Linked DNA regions of Mus musculus: region 2 is linked to region 1. Evidence: chromatin contacts called from ENCODE Hi-C or POLR2A ChIA-PET data. All regions are on one chromosome and are shown on one strand. The core of a region is the stretch at or near the end of the contact, and the rest is flanking DNA. Distances in the headings are between cores, read along the strand shown. Region 1 holds the start of Hsp90aa1 (heat shock protein 90, alpha (cytosolic), class A member 1). Region 2 holds the start of Eif5 (eukaryotic translation initiation factor 5).

Region 1 (3,179 bases), core at 219-2,718:
CTAAGGCTATGTATGCCAGACTGCTCTTTAACTCTTCAACTCTCCAAGTTAACCCTCTCAAGCACTTACTGAAGTTAACCAGACACCCCCTACAATTGAATACATTCCTTTTGGCCTATGCCTACCTGTGTCAGTCCTCACTGTGAAGGATCCCCCAGCTGAGGACTCCCAGGCATACTGCTCATCGTCGTTATGCTTCGTGATGACAGTCACTTTCTCAGCAACCAAATAGGCAGAGTAAAAACCAACACCAAACTGGCCAATCATAGAGATATCTGCACCAGCCTGCAAAGCCTCCATGAAGGCTTTGGTGCCCGACTTGGCAATGGTGCCAAGGTTATTGATCAAGTCGGCCTTGGTCATTCCAATCCCGGTATCCACAATGGTCAGGGTTCGGTCCTGTTTGCTGGGAATGAGATTGATGTGCAGCTCCTTCCCCGAGTCCAGTTTACTGGGGTCCGTCAGGCTCTCGTAACGGATTTTATCCAGAGCCTATTAAGAAAAGATTAAAAATGAAAAAACCGTCAAGCGCAAACCCCAAGGTGAAATTTTCAGGGAAAGCAACGTCCAATCCTCCAAGTGGTATACTCACGTCCGATGAATTGGAGATGAGCTCCCTCAGAAAGATCTCTTTGTTCGAGTAGAAGGTATTGATGATCAAGGACATTAACTGGGCAATTTCTGCCTGAAAGGCAAAGGTCTCGACCTCCTCCTCCTCCATTGGTTGGTCTTGGGTCTGGGTTTCCTCAGGCATCTGGAACACAGAGGACGACTCTAAAGCCTCACAGAATGGCTGCAGGCGTGCTAACGACCGCCCCTCCTCTATAGAGGTCTCTTACCGACTCTATTTTGGACTAAGAAAGGGACGAAATAGAAAAGGGCGACGGGGCGGGGGGTGGATGACAAAGGGATGACCTCATTTCAGAATGCGGTAATTACGAAGCGCATGTGCGCGCCTCCGGGAGGACGTTCGGACCCGGGCGGCTCCACGCACGCCGTTCCTAACGGCCACCCTCCCCCAACCCGCCGCTATGGCGCCTCCCTCGCCCGCCCGCGCCTCGGCGGCACCGGCGACAGCCCAACCCTCGCTTCGCTCGCCCCGCGCCCGCCTCGCCGCCGCCACCGCTCCTCCTCGGCGGCCATTGCCGCATCCCCGGCCTGGGGCGTAGATATGAGGCCCGCCTGGGGCCTAGGGTCGGAAGCCATGGCCGCCCACCTCCGCGGGCTGAGGGAACTCGGATGGTGGCCCCGCTGCCGCCGCGGCGCCAGCAACCTACGGCCCTGCTCCCCAAGCCCCCGCTAAGTCCGCCTGCGCCATCACTCACCGTGGCTGAATGAACACGCACGAGACGTGACGCTCCGCACCAGGACACTGAAGCAACTGGCGCGCCGCCCCCTGCGCCGGCCTTATATAGAGGCGGGCCCGCCCAGCGCGCGGCGCTTCTTTCCAGAAGCCTCCGGAACCTTCCGGAAGAACCCTCCCCAACCGTCGCCTCGGCCGCGCGCCCGCGCCTGCGCAATGGACGGGCCCCGCCCCTCCACCTGGAGCGCGCCGAACCCGCGCGGAGAACGAACGCAAGCCCCTCCTCCACAGCCAGGTGCTCTGCACATGCGCAGTCCGGAACGCTCGGCGGGCCGGGCGCCTTCCCGGGCCGCACGCGCGCGCGCGGACGGGCCGGCCAGCGCATGCGCCTGAAGCCTCCATGTGAGCCCTGTGGTCTAAGGCTTCTTTTCCCCGGCGCTCTGTAAAAGGGACGTCCCCATGGGAACGCGCGCGTGTTGTGTGAACCTCGCGGTCCTCTGCGGCGCTTTAGGTCCTTGCAGGCAAAAGGTCCCCCTTCGGGCTCCCTTTGGGAACGCGGACCCCGCAGGAGGCGAGTCCCGCCCCCCCCCTGGCTTCCACCTTGATGGGTGGGGCGCCTCCCGGACTGGGGTTCTGGTTGCGTAGTCTGAATTTCAGGGCTGACCCCGCTGGAGTGTGTTCTGAAGCCTTACAGTGGGCTTACTGAGAGACCTTACACGGTGGGTCTTACAAATCCGTCCAGAGTGCTTGGGGATTTCTCTTTGACCAAAAGCTATGACCCTCAAATTGGGCGTTGTGAGGGATTTTGTATCAAATTTGTGCTACCTTAATTTACTGTAATTTTGGGGCTGGAAAGATGGCTCTTCCAGTAAAGGTGCTTGGGTTTGATATCTGCCACCCAGAGCGTGGGAAAAAAAGCTAGCCTTCAGCGCTGTGTCTCCCACGTGCCCATACACACACACACTCGCACAGTGTGAAAATAAGTGTAAAGGACTAGAGAGATGGCTGGGAGCAGTTAGTGGTGCCAAACACGCACGTTAAGGCAGCTCACAACCACCAGTTACTACAGTTCTTGGAAATAAACTATCCTCTCTGGCCTCCACGGGCACCAGGAACACACATGGTGCACAGGCACACGCAGTCAAAAAATGGTCATATAAAACACTCTATCCTGATTTTTGAAGCACCTTCATATGGTGTACATACGAAGTTACTTTGGGCGATTAACGTGACCCAAAAGATAGTTTCCTTGTTTGTTTATCTTTAATATAGGCTTCGGTTTCACTCCCCATACCTTTCCTTTGGGTTACTCCCACCCTGTATTTCCTATTTCCGCATCTTTTCCTGCTGACAAAACGATTACTAAGATTAGAAAGAAAAGGGCTGGAGAGATAGCTCAGTGGTTAAAAGCATGGACTGGTCTTCCAGAGGACCCAGGTTCAATTCCCAACACCCACAAGGCAGCTCACAGCTGTCCATAACTCCAATATCTGACACCTTCACACAAACATACATGTAGGCAAAACACCAATACACATAAAATAATAAATAAAAGCTTAGAAAGAAAAGAAGCCGGGAAAGAGGAAGCCAGGCAGTGGTGGCATAAGCCTTTTTAATCCAAGCACTCGGGAGGGAGTCAGAGGCAGGTGGATTTCTGAGTTTGATGACAGCCTGGTCTACAGGGTGAGTTCCAGGACAACCAGGGAAACCCTGTCTGGGGGAGTTGGGGGGAAGAAAGAAGAAAGAATGTGCTCTGTGGACAAAAACACAGCAGGCAATTTCCTCTGGGAGAGGAAGAAAGTCACCCATCTCCATCTCGCCCTCCCTCCAGGGAACGAGGCCCTTTCCCAGCAGCTGAGGAAAGACCTCTGGCCCC
Region 2 (3,179 bases), core at 505-3,004, 840 kb after region 1:
TACGAGTACTTCTTATTGTAAATAAATAAAATTAATTTAAAATTTTTTACAAAGCACTTAGCTGGGTGTGCTAGTACCTGTCTGTAAGCCCCTACTAGGGAGGTTGAGGCATGAAGCTAGCTATGAGTTTGGGGCCAGGCTGGGCTACATACTGAAAGGGCATCAAAGTGATTCTTAGAAGTTGTCCATAATAACAGCACTAAAAATTAAAAGCAACACTAGCATAAGCTTTTATATTTTCATCTCCTTTGTGGCTGTCCTGGAACTTGTTATATAGGCTAGGCTAGCCTGCCTCTGCCTCTGGAGTGCTAGGATTAAAGGTGTCAGCACCCCTGGCTCCTACAAACTTTTAAAATGAAGTTAAACATCAGGCCATCGAACATACAGAAAAGACCACTTTGTATAGTGTTACCAAAAATACTTTTGTGAGACAAGCCTCTTACCTCGGACTGGTTTCACACCCTTTTCTGAGAGTTTCTAAAATATTGCCATTTGAGTTCAGCCAAGCAAAAACTCAATCTTTTCCAATACTGCCAAGTCATGATCCATGGCTCACAGAGGCACTGCCTGAGATCTTTCCACTTTAACGAGGGGGAACCTGGATAAGCACAGAGCCGTAAAAACTGTAGAGCCATGGACTGTGAAATAAAAGCTACAGAAGAGACACAAATCTTTCAGTTCTGCATCTTGTCTTTAGTCTCCCTCACGGACATGGTCAATTAGCTTTACAGAGCTTTTAAGTCATGGGGAAATAACCTTGGATTTGGGCAAAATAAAATTGATCTTTCCATTTTAACCTTGTTACAAATTCTACTGGCGTAGAACAAAGGGCAGCCCTTCTTCCACAACACTGCTCTTTCTCCCCATCCAGGAAACCAGGCAGCTGCTGACTAAGCCAGGCTGCTGCTCTCAGAAGCCCTGGGAAGGTGGAACAGGTATTTCTATATTATTAGTTGGACTCTGGGATGATTTCAACTCTCAGTCGAAACTTTTACCAAAAAAAGAAGTTTTTTTTTTCTTTTAAATAATGGAAGAGTGTCTAGGAAAGAAAAAGTCCGGGCTCCTCTTCCGAACATAAATTGTTAGTAAATAAAACACTGTTGCCTCCTCGGGTGCACCTGCAGGGAGTCACAGTCACCAACCAGCCTGGCCTTTACAGACCGGGCTGGGCTGGACGGGGTGGCCCTACGTGGCGACTGAGCCCCGAGGCGGGGGGATGGCCAAACCTCGAGGCACAGCCGGACCTGACTGGGGTCGAGACCACCCTAAGTTGCGCGGGGACCCAAGCTACACAAAAAAAGGTTTCTATCGTGGGAAACCTCAGAGCCACAACCGCGGAGTCTCGGCTCGGCGGCGGCTTGGCTCCCCGAGCTCAGGGAGAGGCACCATATGGGATGACAGGCACGGGCCAGGCAGCAGGAAGGGTGGTGGGAAAGAGGCAAGGGGAGCCGCAGTGTCGGGAGCCTCCTGGCGCGGTCCAGATGAGCAGTTAGATCACGCGTGGCCCACAGAGAAGCACCGTGGACATAGCCGGCCCGGCCCCGCCCCGAGAGAGGACTAGGCAGGCGCCATAGTGCCTGAACGCATAAACTCAGAGCGAGCCGGGCTATCGCGAGACCGCGAAGGCCTCTGGGAAGGACGGAGTTGGGGGGGGGAAGGGAAGGGAAGGAAGCTGGGACAGGCAGGAGGCGGGCCGAGACCACGAGTGGAGCCCCAGGAAGTGGAGGGCGGAGAAGCGTGAGATCGACGTGCATGCGAGCCAATGACAAGAGAAGTTGGGAGGGCCTGCGGCCAATAAGCGGTGGCTGCCCGGTACAAGGGGCGGGCTCCGGGGCCGAGGGTAGCTTGAGCGCGGCGGCGGCGTTGTTCAGTCAGAGCGAGAACATTCCAGAGGTGAGTCCGCGGGGGGCGGTGGCCCGCGCCCCTGCCCTGCGCTCCCGCCCCTCCACCCCGCGGGCCGCCGGCGGGGGCAGGCGCCGCCCGCCGCTCACTGCCTTGTCCCCGCCAGGTCGCCAGGCTCGGCGCTGCTGGTGTGGACGCGGACGTCGCTGGGACAGTCCCTCCCGCTGCTCGGCGGCGGCACCTGCCCAGCCGCCCCTCCGCTCGCCGCCGGCCCCGCCGCTCCGGACCCGGTTTCCAGCGCCTCTTCCTCCCAGTCCCGGGCGAGCCGCGTTGGGTTTATGTCTTTATTTGACGAAAACGGTGAGTCGCGGGCGGCGGGCCATGGCGGCGGCAAGATGGCGGCGCGGCCGCGTGACCCGCCGCGCGTGTGGCGCAGTTTGGGGGGGGCCGGGCCGTGCGGGAGCGCGCCCGCGCGCGCGCCGTGGCTGAGTCAGGCCCGGGGCGCGTTTGTGACTCAGGGAGGCCGCACCTCTGCCCCGCCGGCCGCCGGAAGGGGGAGGCCGGGCGACGGGCTGCGACCGTCGCGTAGCCATGGGGACGAGGGCGAAGGTCGGCCGTGCGCCGAGGGAGCGAGGGGAGGGAGCCCGGGCGCGGCTTCGGCCGTGGTCCTCGTGCTCCGACGGAGCCAATGGCTCCCAGCCTGGACTTGCCGCCCTGAAGCCCCCGGAGTCGCCGAAGCCGCCCCTCGGCGGTTGGCAGGTCCGGCTCGACGTTTCCCGTTTTACCACGATGGCAGCCGGGGGAGGCGCCATCGGCGAAGTTGGTGGCCCCCGGGCCTGAAGTGAGGGAGAGAAAGGGCCCGGATCCCCTTTTCGGCAGTTACAACGCTGTCGCTCGGCCGGGGCAACCCATGACTCGCCGGTGGCCTTTGATGTGACAATCTCCCGGCGGCTGAGGGAGCAGGGTTTGTGTTCCGTGTTGTCCTCCTCGTTTCGAGCAGTTTCCCTGCCAGTCACAACCCGTGTCAAAATGGTGGCCTCCTGGGTTCCTGGAGTTGTGCTTTGTTACATGGGGATGTCAGCTGTTTTCTCACAAGGACTCGGGCTGTTAGAGCTCGGAGTGTTAGTTGTGTGAGGGACTCGGGGACGGGAAGTTGTCCCGGGGAGGAGTGATGCTAAACCTGTAGGGTTGTTGTGTGTTTTCTCCTTTTCTCTTTCAGAGCTGTTGCGCAGCCATTGGTACCTGTATTGGGGAAACATAGCATACAAGCAAGAAGCTTACAGCCTCAGTGGCGAAAATTTTTTCATGTCAGAGACCGAGAACTCTTGCAGTCGTTT

Evidence for each region. Hi-C counts contacts between places; a loop is a spot of excess contacts on that map. ChIA-PET counts read pairs that join two places held with the same protein, here RNA polymerase II (POLR2A).
Region 2: a map of T-helper 2 cell shows a loop between it and region 1 (5-fold over the local background). The contact joins the promoter of Eif5 here to the promoter of Hsp90aa1 in region 1. A Hi-C loop is called at or near these places in 1 of 37 maps with a recorded cell type or tissue (T-helper 2 cell). POLR2A ChIA-PET finds 5 or more read pairs at or near these places in 1 of 5 experiments (embryonic stem cell).

What each region holds. Positions count from the first base shown.
Region 1 is chr12:110,694,927-110,698,105 of GRCm38, forward strand. It overlaps Hsp90aa1 (heat shock protein 90, alpha (cytosolic), class A member 1), which reads right to left and starts at 1,469. Exons shown (of 11, transcript NM_010480.5): 1 at 1,326-1,469; 2 at 593-754; 3 at 126-492. The coding sequence starts at 754.
Region 2 is chr12:111,536,347-111,539,525 of GRCm38, forward strand. Eif5 (eukaryotic translation initiation factor 5) reads left to right here and starts at 1,755. Exons shown (of 12, transcript NM_173363.5): 1 at 1,755-1,893; 2 at 2,009-2,202; 3 at 3,062-3,179.